Regions from separate parts of the Mus musculus genome. Here region 1 is linked to region 2. A link is a loop called in an ENCODE intact Hi-C map of the cell type or tissue named here. Cell type or tissue: heart. All regions are shown on one strand. Links, peaks and the distances in the headings refer to the core of each region. The heading gives the core; the rest is flanking DNA. Region 1 overlaps Gm36722. Region 2 has its middle 16 kb from the start of Gm30483.

Region 1 (8,944 bases), core at 690-8,689, 680 kb after region 2:
CTATAATACCAACATTTGGGGGATTTAGGCAGATGATTGCAAGCTTTAGGTCATAGAGACACCTGGCTCAAGAAGACCAAGGGCAAGGTTGGAGAGATAGATGCCTAAGTGGTAGTAGAGCACCTGCCTAAAATCCCCCAGTGAGGGGCTGGAGGTGTGCCTCAGTGGTAAAGCTCCTACTTTGAATCCCTCTCACACCCATTAGGGACTTGGGGCAAGGTTAGGCAGTAAAGCATTTGCTTAGCATGTACAAAGTCCTGGGTGCAAGCTCCAACACACAGGCACACATGCATCATATACACACACAGGTATACACACACACACACACACACACAGAGAGAGAGAGAGAGAGAGAGAGAGAGAGAGAGAGAGAGAGAGAGAGACAGAGAGAGGCAGAGAGAGACAGAGACAGAGACAGAGACAGAGAGAGAGGAGCAAGCAGCCACCCTCCACCTTTGATGGGAAGGAGTTTTCTGTCTTCAGGTCCCAGAACTAGCCTCAGCTCACACTTGCTGCCATAACAGCCCCAGTTCCCTCTCAGCTCCCCACTGGCTTCTCCAACCCATCATTCCTTCCTCTCCAACCAGCCAACCTTCCCTGTGACTTTAACTATGTGCTTAGTGTCCTCAGACCTTAGACAGCCTAACTTTAAGGAGAGAAATACCTTGGACTTTGGAGTTTCATTTTCTCCCTGATACTCTGAAGAAGATTATCTGAGTAGGTTTTCAGAAAAGAAATTGAGATGGTTTTCCCATAATTAATCTAATAGTTTCCTCCTTTTGGCCCAAACAAAATCAGTATGTCTGCTGTTTTTCTTATGAAAATATTTGTATCTACTGAAAGTATGTGTCAGAGACTGGCTATAGAAGTACACAGTACATTGCATAAAAATGGAGAGCAACAATTAACTACATAAATGTAACTAGACTCAAAATGTATAGGCTCTCACAGTTAGCTATTGGATAGATCACAGGGCCCCCAATGGAGGAGCTAGAGAAAGTAACCAAGGAGCTAAAGGGATCTGCAACCTTATAGGTGGAACAACAATATGAACTAACCAGTACCCCCCGGAGCTCGTGTCTCTAGCTGCATATGTAGCAGAAGATGGCCTAATCGGCCATCAGTGGAAAGAGAGGACCATTGGTCATGCAAACTTTATATGCCTCAGTATAGGGGAACTCTAGGGCCAAGAAGTGGGAGTGGGTGGTTAGGGGAGTGTGGGGGGAGGGTATGGGGGACTTTGGGATAGCACTGGAAATGTAAATGAAGAAAATACCTAATAAAAAAATTTTAAAAAACAAAAAAAAATTAAGCCGATATTCAAATATAAATAAATTTAAAAAATGTATAGGCTCAACGGGCCTATAAATAAGTCCTTATAATTTTACAATTTTTAATTTTATAATTTAAATTTATAATTATAAATTTATAAGTCCTTATAAATAAGTCCTGAGTCAAGGCTCATCCTTATGTCTGAATCAATATTAATGGTATCAGAATTCACTGCTGTGGCTGTTACAGGATTATTTCCCACCAACACTGAAGATTTCAGACCTCAGAGCCGGTGCCTGGAGACCACGTACTCTACCGCTGAGCTGCACATGCGTGCACATGTGCGTCTGAAGCACTCACAGACTGTCCTCGTTTGCTTCCTGTGCCCCTGGTTCAGGGAGTGACAAGTGGCATTTGTGAGGAAGGACACTGAAAACGATAAAGGTGGGGATGGTCAAGTTTCAGCTACTCTCTGGGAGAATGACATGTGTGGCTCCTGACAGATGCAGAGTCCCTGAAGACACTTGTCCCCAGGGAGTCCGATTAGCTCCTTCACTCATTCATTCATTCATTCATTCATTCATTTGTTATTTGTAGGTATTTGGAAAAACACGCCTGATATATTTCCCTACCTGCATAGCATGAATGGTACCCAGCTGCTATCTTGTGTTTCAACAATGGCTTGGTGTCTCTGCACAGACCATATCCTGAGCTTCTAGTGTTATTGTGTTGGGCTCACAGTGACAAGATTAGTGGATCTATCTGGGACTTCTTTACTTGAATGAAGTTTTTTTTGGGGGAGGGGACTGGGATGGGGCAGCTTTTGGTACAAATAAATAAATTAATTAAAAAAATCAATGAGGTTTCGTATTTCATCATTTAAACCATGTCTTACTCTTCCTGGTCTCACACATGTGGCCACAACTCTCATCTTCTCAGAAACCATTCCCAAGGGACCTGAAAAGGGAATTTTCCAGATCACATCCGGTTGTGAAAGCCAAGCCTAGTGAGAGCTAGGCAGAAGATCGGGTTGGGGGAGAGGCCATGCTAGGGCAGGGCTCAGAATTGTTCTTATCCCTTGGCTTAAAAAAAGGATGGACCAAGTCCAGCACAATGACTGACAGCTCCAGGCCCTCTTGTAAGGAAGGACTCCTGGACTCGGTGGCTGGCGTTCTAGCAGCAACCAAGACATCAGCGCTGGGGCTTGCCTTGTGTGCAGTGAGTCCTCGGGACAGCCCTGCTCTCTCCTGCCGCTGTGGACCTGGTAGAAAAGAGACAACGATGAGCTTCAGTTCACAACAGAGCATCCGATACAGATTTGACCAGGAAGCCCAAGTGTGAAACGGACAGAGGACCATCAGAGATGCACAGGAGGCCGCAAGGTTCTAAGTGTGTGAGACAGTGAGACATAAAGACCGCAAATCTGTATTCAATATATAGTCCTGTTGAAAAACATCACTACCATGAGTAGGGGTGTGTGTGTGTGTGTGTGTGTGCGTGTGTGTGTGTGTGTGTGTGTGTTTGTGTGTGTAATGACCACATTCCAGAGGCCTCTCTGACACTGACCTGGCTTGTTTCCTGGTTGTTACCACAGCCACTTTCTAAGGCTGACTTGAGAGCTAATGTCTGCAGCTGGGGGTTAAGCCTGAGCACGCCTGGCCCAGATCTCCATGGTTCGCTCATCTGGGAAGCACACAGTCTACCCACCCCATTCCCCTACTGCATAACCCTAAGAGTAACCAAGGTGTTGACTTGAGAATGAGCAGTAACTGTGGGGCACTCGGTTCCCGGTTGGGAATGAATCATCTTGGTGCAAGTTCACACTTGTCTGTATGTTTTGTTTTGTTTTGTTTCTGAGTCAGGGTTTTGCTAGGTAGGCCAGGCTGCCCTTAAACTGGACATCCTCATGCCTCAGTCTCCGAATGATGACCTTATGTGTGGATGCCACCACACCCAGCTCAAAGGATTCTTAGGAAGGGTGGCCAATGTGATAGTGTTCCTCACAGCGTCCACAGTGGATGGGTTAGCTCCAGTTTCACTGTGCCGCGGTATCCCTTAGCCGCTCCTTTGACCGACAGCTACTGCCTCAAGTTCATCCTCAAAGCTGCTTCCATTCCTCCTCAGTTTCCCTTCCTTGAGGGTGGGCTGGGGGAGGGGGGGGACTTTTCCACGGTGAAACCATCTTACCCACCGTTTAGCAAATGTCTGTGGAATCTTAAAAGCAGTTTCCATCATAATAAAAATATTTTAACTTATAACCCCAGAAAGAGATAGGCCTGGGAGTCTTTATAAAGCAGGGGAATCCAGATGAGCATAATTTGAAAGTAATTTGAATTGTAATGAGGATTTTTTTTAATGTAAACAAGCAGAAGGAGAAAGTTGCTGGGTTCTGCCATAGCACATACACCCAAATATATGTCTTTTGATGGAAGTACTAACGTGTCGAGGAAGCAAAAGATGCTACCAGCTTCTGTGGTATGAGCAGGGCAGCACCCTCTGCAGTGTCAGAGGGAAAGCGAGCTGGGTGGCCTGCAATCTCTGCCAGTTAGCACCTAGGGGCAGGGAAGAGAGGGCGTGGCCTGAGAATTCAGAACCCAGGAACACCCGGAATACCTGAACACCTCAAACACCCTGACCGCTCTTTGCAGTCGCAGGGAGGGACAGAAAGTCACCGCTGTGCTCTCTCCATAGTGGACTAACTGTAGTTGAAGTGATTCATCAAATAGCTCGGAGAGCCAGCAGAAAGGATTTTTGAATGCTTCCAACACAAAGAAGTGATGTGTGTCTGAGGTGAGGGATCTGCCAATTACCCCAATCCGGTTGTTACTCATTCTATGCATGCGTTGAAACACTGCACAGAAGTCCATAAATATGCACAGTTGTTTTGTGCCGGTTAAAATAGTAATGAACTTTAAAAGGGAAGGACTTTCAGAAAGCTGAGCTGCAACGGTTCCTGGGGCTGTGGAGCACAGCATCCTAAGAGCACTCTCTCCCCTGATATCTGTACTTCATCTCCCCACCTCCCTCTCATCACTTGCTCTCCTTTTGCTCCAGCCCATGGGTTGAAACCGGGGTCCGACACATGGTAGGCAAGCATTGAGCGCTGAGCTAAACCACCACCCTATTTTACCTTCATTTTTATGATGTAAACACTTTCTCAGATACCTAGGCTGGGTTTGAATTCACTATGTAGCCCAGCCTGGGATCATTCATTTCTTCTTTTGCCTCGGCCCCCAGAGTAGCTGGGATAAAAGGCATGTGCCACCATGTCCAGCTGACGTCTGTGCTTATATTAGTTTATCACATTTGTTCAACTCGACTCTTTTTTTTTTTTTTTTGTCTCATACTGATTTGGAAGGGACATGTAAGATATGATGAGACTGTGGACCTGTGCTCACTCTTCCTTGAATAAGTGAAAAACCACCACCACAACAAAAACTTTGTTGAGCACTAACTGACTAGTCCTGCTTACCTAGGGATCTGAGCTTTACAAGTGTTCATTTTTCCTAAAGGAGATGAACGCAGTGCAAGGATGAGGTGGGAAATGGCCAGAAATCAAGCTGAAGGATCCACCTCCATGTAACCACAGCGACAGGAAACACACACACACACACACACACACACACACACACACACACACACACACACACACACACACACAAAGGCCGTAGTCACATCTCCCACAAGGCACTTGGTGCAATTTAATGAGCAGCCCGTGTGTTACCTCAAGGCTTTTCAATTGCCTATGTTAATAAGCAGCCTTCATTGGTAGAGACTCCCTCATTCAACAGATGGGAAGACTGAGGAGCACCGGGAGGAGGGAGCCCCCTGGAGGCTCCCATAGTACACCCTGTACATCCCCGTGGAATGCTTTCAGTTGGTTATTTCTGCCGTCCACCCTGCGACCTATTAAATGAGAGTGGTGGTCTTTAATTACAGTGAGCCGCTGATGCTCTTGGAAGAGGAGGCAATGTGAGGATCTCGTCTCTGCACGGAACAGCCTGCCTGGGACCTGGGACCCTGCAAGCAGTGGACAGACACGTCAAGCAGAGACACGGGCTTCTTGGAGAAGTCATGCTCGTCTTCCGAACAAACTATTCGGCTCAAAGCACAATATTTTCTGGCTCAGAGTTTGACGTTTGGAGTGGCAGTTGTCCCCACGCGGGCAAATTCTGAAAATCTGTAATTCTCGGAAATAATCGCCAACCCGCAGAAAGAATGTGTTTACACAGAAACTTCTCAGCGTTCATCCCGAAGCCGTTATCTCTCTGTTCCCTGCCTCCTCTCCAGCCACCGTTTGCCAAAGGATCCCAGCTAAGGTCTTGTCCCAATAGGCTCCTCCTCAGACGGAGCCATAGAATTTCCTGCTATTTGTCACTCCTAATATTTATTTCGAAAATCAAATCTGTGCTCGGGTGGTCACGAAGCATCCAACTCCGACGGCTCACCCATGGTCAGCCAAAAAGTCCCATTAGCACCGTGGTAGCTGGCCTCGGAAAAGGATCCTTTAGAAGAAAACCATTGAACACGCAGCTTCTAGACCCTTCCCCCTCTCACAGAACTGCAAGTGTGAGACCTCTTCTACTTACTATTTCAAAACAGGGTTTGCAGCCTTAGCTGGGCCAATGACAGGAGTTCTCAACCTGTGGGTCGATACCCCTTTGGGGAGTCTAATGACCTTTTCACAGGGGTCTAGCTATCAGCTATCCTGATTGTTGGATATTTACATTACAATTCATAATGGTAGCAAAATTACAGTAATGAAGTAGCATTGAAATGTTATGGTTGGGGGTCTCACCACAACCTGAGGAACCGTCTTCAAGGGTCACAGCAGTTGAAGGTGAGGACCAACTCACCAGGGACTCGTCATTGGATTTTTTTTTTTTTTTTTTTTTTTTTTGAGACAGGGATTCATTATGTAGCCCAGGCTGTCCTGGAATGTTCCCAATCTTCCTGCCCCATTCTCCCAAGCACTGAAATTATAGCCCAAGCCACCATGCCCTGCACAAGGAATTCTTTATATCCATTCTTGTGGGCCGGGCACAGTTGGACAGGAGAAAGTAGGAATGTACAGAACAAAGACTTTTCTCTCTTGGTGCTCACATTGACTGGGGAGAAGAACATGGAAGACACCCAAGGAGGAAAGAATGTAGAGCTTGGGACCGTGGAGTCCCAGCTGGTGCCCTTGGAAGCTGCTGTTCGAGGCAGGGAATCCACTGCACCTGTTGGGAGATAGAGCCCTCCTCAGTGGTGTGTTAGCTTCCCGTGTGCGCCCCACAAAAATACACGGACTTGGTGACTTCACATTACATACACTGATTCTCTACAGTTCTAGAGGCAAGAGGACTAAAATTGATATCCCTAGGCATCAATTGAGGAGGTGTAGGCTTGCCTCGACCTCTTGGGGACTCTCAGGGACAATCTGTTCCTTGTCTCTTACAGCTTGTCATGCTGTTAAAAACCCTGGGTTAATGCCTTGGTCATTCCCTCTTCAAGGTTAGTATCTTCAAATCTCTATCTTGCTTCAGGTGACATCTCCTGTGTCCCCTGTGTGTGTATGAAATCTACCATACATTAACACCTTTTTTCCCCCTTAGACAAGATTTTGCTCTGTAGTTCAGGTTGGATTCAAATTCACTATCCTCCTGTCTCAATGTCCCAAGTGTGAGTATTATGGCTGTTCTTATGATGTCCCTTTGTAATTAAGAGGCCCTATCTAACGTCATCTTTCTATCTCACATCTTTGTGTTCCCATAAGGTCCCTGTAATGACCTAAAAGGGGAACCTATTGTGACCTCTGCTTACAGAATGACATTCTCAGATTTCAAGACGTTTGACCTGCTGTCTTCTGGGCTGCTGTCTGGCCCACCACACATGATTTCTTTTGTCACTGGGGAGAGCATGGTCTTTTCAATGTCCCCTTAAGTATTCATTGCACTTCCCTAGACTATTTGGCCACTTCTTCAGGACACGTGTTCTCCTTGCTAAGGAAGAGCCCTAGGGGTCATAGACTGGGCTCCAGGGCAGAGCATAGCCCACCTCCCTGGGTTGCCTGGAGGCTGCTGAGTTCATCATCACCTTACAGATGTGCCACGCGAAGCGGATCCATTCACCAATGCCTGTGTTCTGTGACCAGAAAGAGGCTCTTGAGTCAAATGGATGCCTGAGGTCAGTGCTGAAACACAAAAGAGATTAAGGGGACACAGAGAGGTCAGGGCAAGCCTGCTTCCACTGGTGATTAACCCAGCAGAACCACAATGAGACAGCAGGGCTGCCTAGCGCTGCTCCTATCCCCTCCCTTGTGTCTGACTCTACCCTGCAGGAGACTTCAGGGTCATTGGACCACTGCAGAAATCACACTGATGTTTGTCCCCAGGGCCTGAGCTACACACTCCAGCTCCAGGAAGAAAATTCTGCCCTGGATAATCCCAGAATCATATTACATTGGTATGCTAAACATTTCATTATCAATGCATACCCAGAACAATTCAGAAACTTTCTTGCTGATAGCCATTTAAAACTGGGCGTAGTGGTAACACACTTGTAATCTCAGTACCCAGGAGGCTGAGTGAGAGAGATCCTGAGTTCCAAGCTAGCACTGTCTTAAGCAAACAAACAAACAAACAAACAAACAAATGTCCATTTTGCATGGGAAAAGACAGAGAGGCCTACAATACTGAAGAGATAGGAAGGCAAGATGATGGATGTTAGGAGACATCCTACTTGTGTCTTGTGTAAGGAGGAGAGAAAAGGCAAGACCTCGATCTTCCTGAATGCATCAGGCTTTGCCCACCTGAGCTGAGACACTCAGAGTATCTTCACAGGCCATGTGTATCGCTGTGTGTGTGTGTGTGTGTGTGTGTGTGTGTGTGTGTGTGTGTGTGTGTGTGTGTGTGTGTGTCCTGGTCCCCATGATGGTGAGACTTGTCAGATCTTCCCAGAGCTGGAGTTCCAGGCAATTTCAAGCCTCCCAACATAGGTTCTGGGAAACAAACTCAGGTCTTCTGCAGAAGCAGCGCTCTCTTAACTGCTGAGCCATTTCTCCACTCCACAAAAGTGTAGTCCCTAGGTAACGTTTCAATCAAGATGATTCCTCTCCATCCCCAGCCACACAACCCTCTAGCATGAGCCAAGCTGTCGAGTCGCTACAAAGAATCAAGGACATAGAAACCTGTCTAGGCAAGGTCCTGGCCAGGCTTGATTGTCCCAAGAGGCCCCTCTTGTTCCAAGTCTTGGAGTCTAATGAGATGACAGGTTTCCATAATTGTTAATGTTCTTGTTTTTGTTCCAAAATATCTGGTAGAAAGCAGTGTAAGACAGGGGTGTTTATTTGGTTCATAGCTTCAGAGAGAAGTCGGTTCCTCATAGCGGGGGGGTGGGGGGGACCATCACGACTGTGCAGGGAGCAGAGAACACAACTTGAGACAGAGAGCAAAGTGGACCACCAAGAACCTGCCTCCAACAACTTGTTTCTTCTTCCCACCAGGCTTCATCCTAGCACAGCATCCCAAGCTGGAAACCAGGTGTGGACATTTCAGACTCAAACCATACAGTGCTGGTTGAAACTTGGGACAAGAAGGGGATTTTCCCTGCCCATCCCCCTCGTTGTATCCTTGTGCCTGAGAACTGATCTCAGGTCCCAAGACTAACACCAGGGCCGTACTACACTCTG
Region 2 (8,944 bases), core at 223-8,222:
TGCCAGGCGGCCGCTGGCCTTGCAGGCTTAGGACTCTGGGTGCCCAACCTGACCCATGTTAGGAACTAGGCCCGTGTGTATCTCACCACTGGGCCAGGACGTCAGCCCTGCATGCGCTCCATAACCTTTTGCTGGCCTAGGCTTGAGGGAAGAATGCAAGAGGCAAGACAGGGCTGTAGCAGGTGGTGTGGCCCGAGAGAAGCATCAGGTTGAGTGAAGATAATGCTCTCAGAGAGGGACGGTACAGTCCACAGTCCACTGGTCCTCAGCGTACCCTTCTCTAATCGCTTCAGAACAGTTGGCAGGGTGCCCTCATGGACCCCACGTTCACCACCTTCACTCCAATGTTCTAAGTCACCAGGGAAGCCTCACTCAGCCCAGAATGAGCTGGTTTATAGCCTGCATGTATGAAGCAGTCACTACCTAGTTTCCTGGGGGAAGACTGTTTGTTTATGGACACAGTCTCACTCAGTAGCCCAGGCTCTCTAGAAGGAAGGTCTCATCTGCCTCTGCCTCTGCCTCTGCCTCTGCCTCTGCCTCTGCCTCTGCCTCTGCCTCTGCCTCTGCCTCTGCCTCTGCCTCTGCCTCTGCCTCTGCCTCTGCCTCTGCCTCTGCCTCTGCCTCTGCCTCTGCCTCTGCCTCTCTGCCTCTGCCTCTGCCTCTCTGCCTCTGCCTCTGCCTCTGCCTCCCAAGTATGAGGTGATAGGTGCGGATCACCGCCATGTCATGCTCCAAAACTGTCTTTATTTGCCAGGTCTCTGTGTCAGGCCTCTGAGAGGGCTCTGTTGGGAGGGGTAGAGCCCATGTGTAGGACAACAACGTACAGATAGTGTATTCCACACCCAAGCAATGGGAAATTCCTTCCTTGGTGTGTCTTTTCCCCTTTTGTTGGGAGGGCAGCCTGGAGAAGGTCGGTGGAGACTAAAGGGAGTTTCTCCCAGCCCTTAGCATGGCATTCTGCCCAAGAGAGATAGTGTTGGGTTGCTTATTCGACTTTCCTCCTTCCTCATTGTCATAATTTGGTTTCCGGGGAGCTGGTCTTCAACTGCATCTAGAGGCAGGAGATCGTCGAGATGCAAGCTCATTTGATGGTTTTTAATTACCAAGGCAAGGGAGTCGTCGCTCTGCATCCATTTGCAGCCTCTGGTCTCTGGGTAGCGCCCCCCCACACCTTGATGGCACCTCTGGAATCTGAGATGGTGTCAGCCCAGCCAATGTGGATGACAACAGGCATTAATTGCATCCCGAAGGAGGCTTTACTGAAGTTGGGGTCACTCCACTGTGGCGTCCAAAAGCGCGTTGTGCATACACGGCAGTGCAAGAGGGAGAGGGATGCTCTTAGCCACACAGGCTGGAAGAGAAGGGGAAAGAGGTTCTCATAGGATCCTAAGAGAACAAGGAGGGAGAGGCTGGAGGACCCATGTTCAAGAGTCCCATCTTCCCGTCTCTAAACCCCATTGCCCTTGTTACTAACACGAGCCGGAGCTCTAAATCCTAACTACAGGTCTTAAGCCACAATCACACACACTAAGGTTTGGGATTTATCCACACCCTGTCTCCAGATATGTTGACAATGAGGCCACTGTGTGCAGAGAGATGTAGGTCAACAAGAGGTTTCCCCTTTGGGGAGGGAATCCACCAGAAAAATTGATGAGGCAAGACATGAGTTCTCTGCCCCGCCCCCAACATGTGAATTTGTGTTTTTCATGTCTGCTGGGAAAATACAGCAGCACACACGGCCTACATGGGCACAGCATGTTGATTCTTGGTAAGTGACCAGCTCCTGGACAAAGCTGGCAGGGGCATCCAACTCAGACACTACACCCATTTCTTTGACAAGATGTCTTCTCCCTTGTTATCCCCAAGGGCCGCTGGTCCAACTTGGAAGAAGTTTAAGTAACATTGGCAGGGGCACTTCAATGTCCCCCTTGCCGAGGCTTCCCATGTGCTTCAGGTATGGTGTCAGTTCTGAGAACCCCTACCCTGCCTTCCTTTGGGATCAGAGAGAATGGGTTGGGGGAAATGGGTGATAGCTTGTTCTCTATTCCTCTGCCATCCATCCCCGAGACGCCATCTCCCCACAGGATAGAAAGAATCACCTGTCTGTTTTTGGCACCAACACCCTCACGAAAGCCGTAAGAATATGGTGACCTTCACTCTGGTCTCCATGACGACAAGATGGTATATGTATAATTAGTTCAAGCTTATTTTAGGACCAATTCTCTTTTATTTTAGGGCAATGCGAGCTATGATAACTGTAAGCATGTTTACGAGGCGCGCGAGGCTTAGCTGAAATGTGCCAACAATTCTAGTCAAACAGATGGTGACCCCTGATTCAACTTGCCCTCATTCAATTATTCAGCTGTATTTAATTTTCCTCCGAGTGACTCACATGCCATGCAGCCACTTGTCCTCTAGGTGGCACTAGAGACCACCTTTATGGCTACAAATAACCGCGTGCTCCCTAGGTCTCTGAATTTTCTGCCTGGCCTAGGCCGGCAAGGTAGATAACAAAATTTTTGCATTTGAACAATAGTTTCAACCTATTATCAAGTGATATGAAAATGTGGCGAATTACTGGGTCAAATTGTATGCAATTTGGATACAAGCTCTAGATGAGCATCATTCTAAAGAGGGATTTAAAACATTGCCCAGGTTTAATATTCTCTCAGATGATTTGTATGGAGTTTGCAGGGTGCTGTCATATTAAAGCCAGTAAAATTACTGCGGGGAAGTTTTGTGTGCCATCTCAAAATCTCTCTGGTTTAATTCTTTACCAGCTGTGTCGTCTGAGGTTGGGGGACATCTGCCTGTCATCTGTTACTGTCCCCTCCTGATGGTTCCTACCTGTCTGTACATATTTTCAAGCTCAAGGGATCTCTCAAAACTCACCCCCTTCTAGAAAGGATGGAACCGAATCTATTCGGTCACAAGAGTTTGTGGTGCAACAACTAACGGAGCCTGTGGCTTGGGAGCCCCCCCCCCAAAAAAAAATCACTGCAGAGCTGGCTTCTCAGAATCAGGAAGAATAAACGATTCTCTCAGCTGTCTTCTACCCAATCACATCCCAATCCCTTTATACCCTAAATAGGAGGAGGCCCTGTAAGACACACTGAAGCCACAGTTCTCCTCAAGCAAGGTGGCCGAGGCAAGCCAACTGCATAAGTCCCTCAGCCTGTGGCTACCCCTCTTGTCACATCCCCTTGGAGCACTGGGTGTCCGTCCCCTTGTCCAATCCCCCCCCCCCCCCGTCTTCAGTCTGGTCAAGTCACAATGAGAGAACTGTGAGTGGGAAGCAATGCCACTCAGATCCATGCCGACCCCAACGTCTCGAAGCACAAACTGCTTCCAGAGACAATGGGCTGGGTTTTCGGTGGCTTCCTGACTGAGAGGTTCTGGCAAATACAGTCAAGTTCTCTGAACATTGCGGGTTCTCCTTTCCTTTTCATCTAGAGGCAACATGGTGATGGTGAGTGCTGACAGCCCCACACTCAACTCTGGGCCTGGAGTTTCCTGTTGGAAGGCTGGCCTTGCCGGCCACCTTCCACTTGGTCCTGTTGTTTTACCTACAGTGATGTCACTCACGGCGATGTGATGGTGGGTAAGCACCTGCAGCAGCTAGGGCCTGACCTTGGGCTCACTAGCACAGCTGGCCTTACCACACCCCAAGGGCAGACGGAATGGTGCCCTGTTTGTGTCTGGGACAGTCAAACCTAACCTGTTATAGCCATTCTGGCTGCGATTCTGGCAGGATTCAGTGAGTTACATGGTCTTTGAATGGGTGTCTCAATTACAGCTATGCCGAAACCAGAAGAATTGATTTACCTCAGACTCAGCACCTCTCTTGGGGTATCAGAGTCGGCTTGTCCTTCCCACTTTTAGGTAAATTTGGGGTGGGGGAGCTTCATTAAGGTGCTACAAAGAATTGAGCAAACCACTCCGTGTGTCCCTGGATCCTCTGCTCTGAGCCAGCCACCGTCCCCTAGGGATGGAGTGACAGAGCAAGGTGATTCAGAAGGAACAAGAAGTGGCGTCCCACGCCCTCTCTTAGCCTCTTCTGTGCTGCTGGGTGTTTCTGCAGAGCAAGGAGGCAGGGGCACCTGGGACTCTTTCAAAGGGAGCTCTCTCATTAGTGTATGTCCCGAGTGAGATTGTATAGGCTCATACACACAGAATTCTGGCATTTTCTGCAGCCTGTCTCTTTTCAGACTGGGCATGGGGAGCACTCTGAAATAGACAGGAAAGAGGGAAGAGACAGGCAGGGAAGTGATACATTTGTTAGCCACGTAATGATTGAAAACCAAACCAAACCAAACCAACCACCCCGCCCCCCGGTCCCACAAACGCTGTAGAAATGGCTCCTCAGATCTCCAGCTTCAATATGGATTTATTTTTATTACATAAATACATCACTGTGGTATTGTATTTTAAAGAAATAGCGCCCTGCGCCAGGGCAGCAAAAGTTGCTGGACGCTGTGCCCGGTGGGGCCGCCACTGTGGCTCTTGGCCTTCCCTGAGGCCTGGATCCCCGTCTACCGTGCCACCTGCCCTGCCACCTCAACATTCTTTCTAAGATGCCAAGTTTCTGCGGCTCCTGGAGCACCACTCTCCTTTGTTCTGAGGACTCTCTCCACGAGGAGGCCAACTGCGTCTTTACAAAGAAACTAAGGGGCAGGATCTGAACCTATGTGGGAACGCAGGGGCCCCCCCAGCAGGTGGCCGCGCATGCGCTGAGGCAGAAGCCAGGGAAAGTTTGTGCTTTTTGCTGTGATTACTGTCCCCCAAGCCTCTGCTCACTGAGGGGTTCTGAGCTCACACACCCCCCCCTGCTTCCCCGGCACACTCCGGTTTCTTAGCTCCTGCAATTAGATCCCGACTAAGGCAGGCACACCCCACGTTATTCACTGGGGGAGCTCTGAGAAGATCACTTCAGGAGTCTGAGCTGTCCCTAAGGGACTCATTTCACAGAGACCAGCCTCCCCCCACCCCCCAATGCCCAGGAATCCACTCTTCACTTTTTCTTTTTCTTTCTTTCTTTCTTTTTTCTTTTCTTTTCTTTTTTTGGGGGGGGGACCAACTCTTCCTTTTCCCTGAAGGTGGCAGTAAAGGAAAAAAATGAGCCTCTTTGAAGAGTTGGGAATTTTATTACAAAACAGATGGCGAACTGGGCATCCCCGTTGTCCCCCCCCCCCATGTGCCCGAAAGCCTTGGTAAAGGAAGCTATAGCCCCTCAGAGTGGTGTTCGCAGGATTGCTCCCCTCGCATAGTGGCAGCGTGGTAAGTCAGCCCAGAGCTGATGACCACGGGCTCAGCCGGCCTCCTCGTGCCCCCCTTAGTCCCTTACCAGGATAATTGAGGACCATAATGCGGGGGGAAGAGCGCAGAGGCTCCCGCGGGCTGTCAGGTATCTGCTAGTGTCTTCATGTCATCCGTCAGCATTGAGCCTCTCTGTCATCTCTTCTCAGCCTTCAGCGCCGTGAGCCCTCACCACGTTCATTATCTCGGCTCAGGCCGGCCCTCCCCCCGGCTCCCCCCACCGGGTAAATGCATCTTTGTGCAACTCTCAGTCTCCGATTATGAATCGATGATCATGTGGTATAAGAGAGATAGATGGCTTTTAGTCGCATCTTGGCTTCCCTAATTGTAAAATATTAGTTACATTACACTGTGTCTTTTGATTAATGGAACTTATTTGGAGTAGCCTATCCGAACCCTCCCCCTTCCACAGCCCTCCACTGACTTTTGAGAATTGAGTGATCTCACTTAAAGCAGACAAATAGGCCCTTCAGTGAGGAGACAGCGGCGCTGCGATACTGAGGGCCAGACAGGCTCTGCAGACAAAGTCCTGTGTTCCCGAGAAAGGCTTCAGCCTCGCTAACGCCAGCCTCACACCTCTGATCCGCCCTGGACAGCGAGTTTCTCCTTCTGTGTCATTTCCCCCTCTTGGCAAACAAAACCCATCTTGCTGACTTGCAAAACAGGATGTGAAACAAAATTTAATTAAAATTAAATAAATCGCAGATTGCCGAATCGCCACGTCCAGCTTTCAAGGAGACAGTCAAATCTGAACTTTGATGGATTTCAGTCCTGGCTATGCCAGGGGGCTCCCTTCTTCCTGGATGGCATGTGGCTTCAAATCAGCCTCGTGTCCATCACATTAGACATGGGAAGATGTTTGTTCTTTAACTGGGAATTTAGTTTGCACAATTTATTTAAATATGATCTGTTGATAAAGCCTTTGCCACATAAAAGGGAAAATAGTGGCTATATCTGTTTATTAGTTGCTTGCTCTTAGCCACCAGGCTTTGGGGTGATAGATCCCTCATAAATAACCTATTCTTTAGTAGAAATCCAAGGCCATATTCACTTCAACTTATCAGCTCAATTCAAAAGGTCTATTTCTTGTCAATGGGTGCAATGTCTATATCTTGGGAATCAGGAAGGCTTCGCAAACGCCTAAAAGACGCCACAGATCGGAACTCCAGCATGCATTCTGGTGGGGCATTTTGAGGACACATGCTATATAGAATGCATGCAAGTATTCATATCTATTCTTAGTTTTACAGGAGCTGCTTTGTATTTTATTCTGACCTTTGGGTTTTTCTTTTTTTTACTTTTATTCATATATATACATATATATATTTTTTTTCAGACACTGACACTTCTTGTGTTTCCTGGGGACATGCTATTTCATTTAACAGACTTGTAGCAAAAGATTGATTTTATTATGTGTATAGAAAGCTGGTAACATTTTACATGGTATTTTTCTTTTTTTTGAAGAGAGTAACAATACACTTAAGGCTGCCAGGAAGACTGGAAGCAACAGAATAAGAGGACTGACTATAAAACTCATTTGAGGAACAAGGTGCTTGCAGATTGGCCTTCTGCATCAGCGCAGCCCCACCAGCAGCACCCTGTGTTACAGGCTGCACAGTGGGCCCCACAGTGTCTGCAGAATCGGCACCCACAGCGGCTCTGGGGTACCAACCCCAGTGCCCCCTCGTCTCCCGCTCCCCATCCATGCTTAGATTCGGGGGATTTAGACATTTGGCTTTTGTGTGTAGTTTTGACTCCTTGCTCTGAGGAAAGTGTATTCTGGAAGACTCTTTGTTCCGAGTGTCAAGGGACTTTTGAAAATGTCAGCTGATTTTGGGCTGTTCTATCTACCAAAACTCCTTAGGGCTGAAAATGAACACCTCCACCACCACCACCACCACCACCACCAATCTTCTAAAGTAGATTCACTCACTCGGCGACACATGGCCATCATATCCCGAGAGATTTTTTTTTACAGAACATTCTTAATACAGCGTGTAAATGCATATTGACAACTACAGCCACTTTTTATATATCCTACAGTATACACATTTATATGTTATGGATCCATAATACCAAGTGTGTAGTAAAATGCTATATCAAAAGGCAGTTAGGGTCGGTGTATCAAATGTTCTTACTCGGGTGGCTTTAATTCCCTTGCTTAGACTCTCGACTCCCACTTTACACTGATGGATTTCAATATTCACCTGCCTTACATGTGCACCTGAAGAGGATGATGTCATGTCTGAGGCTTAGTGACAGCTTTGCCTTTTTGTTGCTGGGGCCAAGATGAGCTGGGAGGCCGAGCCCCTTCCTCCAGCATCCCACACTGCAGGCTCCCAAACTGGGCAAGTTTCTTCCTATGAGGACTAGAGAGGACTAGAGAGAAGACAACCATAGCCTTTAAGGACAACGGCCTCTCCTGAATACCAGTGGTTGACATTTATAATCCAGGTGGTAGATGAAGCTGCTTCAGATTCTCTGATTATAGTGATGGGCGTTACCCCCAGGGGGCCCGGCCACTCGCTGGGAGAAAGAAAACGCACCAGCCTCTCTGTAGGTGAGGCTTCAGGGGCTGGGAGGAAACCACTGTCCGAAGGCTGTGCAGCTGTGTGCTGGGGTGAGAGATGCCTGTCCCAACACCAAGGTCAGGGTCCTATGGCTTCCACCTGCCTGCTGGGGTTGGCAATCATTCTCAGATTTCATCGAACTGTAAAGTTCCCACAAGATAGGGGCTCATGTCCAAAACTGGATCTTGAAACCTGAAAGCACCCCTCTTTGGGATGGAAGAATGACATAGACCAAGCTGCCCTAACACATGCTTCCTCCTGACACATCTTAACAGAAAGTGCCCCCCCCCCCGAAGAATACTTGGGGAGCCTCTCCTTTCCAAGGATCCCAAGTCCCTTGTGGAGAGGAGGGAGTTAGACAAGCTCACCCGTCTGGGGGAAAGGTCACCGTTGCGACAGTGGAAATGTACCTAGACGTGCTTGTATGTTTTAAATGATCAGCTAGTGACTCAGTGTGGAGGCAGGGGACCTGCCCTATTATCCCAGCACCTGGGAGGCTGAGACAGGAGAATCACTGGAGGGTAGTCCTGGCCACATAGTGAGACCTATGTCAAAAATATATCAAAGAATTAAAATCGAAGCAGCATATGTTTGTGTACACATTTGATCTCCAAGTGCAGGAGGCTGAGGCAGGAGGATTAAGACTTCAAGACTGAGATCTACAGTGAGTTCCAGGCTAGAATACAGACAGACAGTAGAGATGAGAGGCCACCCTCTCTGGCCAGCTGAAGCCCCCTGAAGTTCCTTCTCCATCTCTCTGTGTCACACGTAGGATTTGCTAACTATAAATCTGGATCCATATGTAAATGAGGACAGTGACCGTAGCAGTGGCAGAAAACAAACAAACAAACCCATAGAATGTCCTTGCCTGTGATTTGAGACTAAGAAACACAGGACCGGTTTCTTTGTTGGAACCAGAAAGCAACTGGGATGCTGGGATGGCAGTGTGGCTCGCCATTTGGCATCGCGTATTAAAACAAATAAATATCTGTTTCTTTGAACTCAAGTGACATGCTCCCACCCCGGTGCATTCCAGCCAAACCTTACTTAAAGTTTGT

Evidence for each region. Hi-C counts contacts between places; a loop is a spot of excess contacts. Peaks named below come from ENCODE experiments on the same cell type or tissue, not always from the same donor. Only the 100,000 strongest peaks of a DNase experiment are listed, where the experiment ranks them.
Region 1: a loop joins it to region 2, with 4 times the contacts of the local background. A loop is called at or near these places in 3 of 42 quality-filtered maps.

The regions. Positions count from the first base shown.
Region 1 is chr7:36,657,008-36,665,951 of GRCm38, reverse strand. All of the region lies in intron 1 of Gm36722, which reads left to right. Among named protein-coding and RNA genes, the nearest start is that of Tshz3, 37 kb to the left of the region's middle. In heart, for the core only: a CTCF peak has its summit at 5,099 (motif pointing left); a DNase peak (open chromatin) is centred at 2,351.
Region 2 is chr7:37,339,687-37,348,630 of GRCm38, reverse strand. It overlaps a transcript of Zfp536 not described here. Among named protein-coding and RNA genes, the nearest start is that of Gm30483, 16 kb to the right of the region's middle. In heart, for the core only: CTCF peaks have their summits at 2,408 (motif pointing right) and 5,100 (motif pointing right); no DNase peak of the experiment used is centred there; H3K4me3 peaks cover 1,304 bases; H3K27ac peaks cover 1,041 bases; H3K27me3 peaks cover 4,920 bases.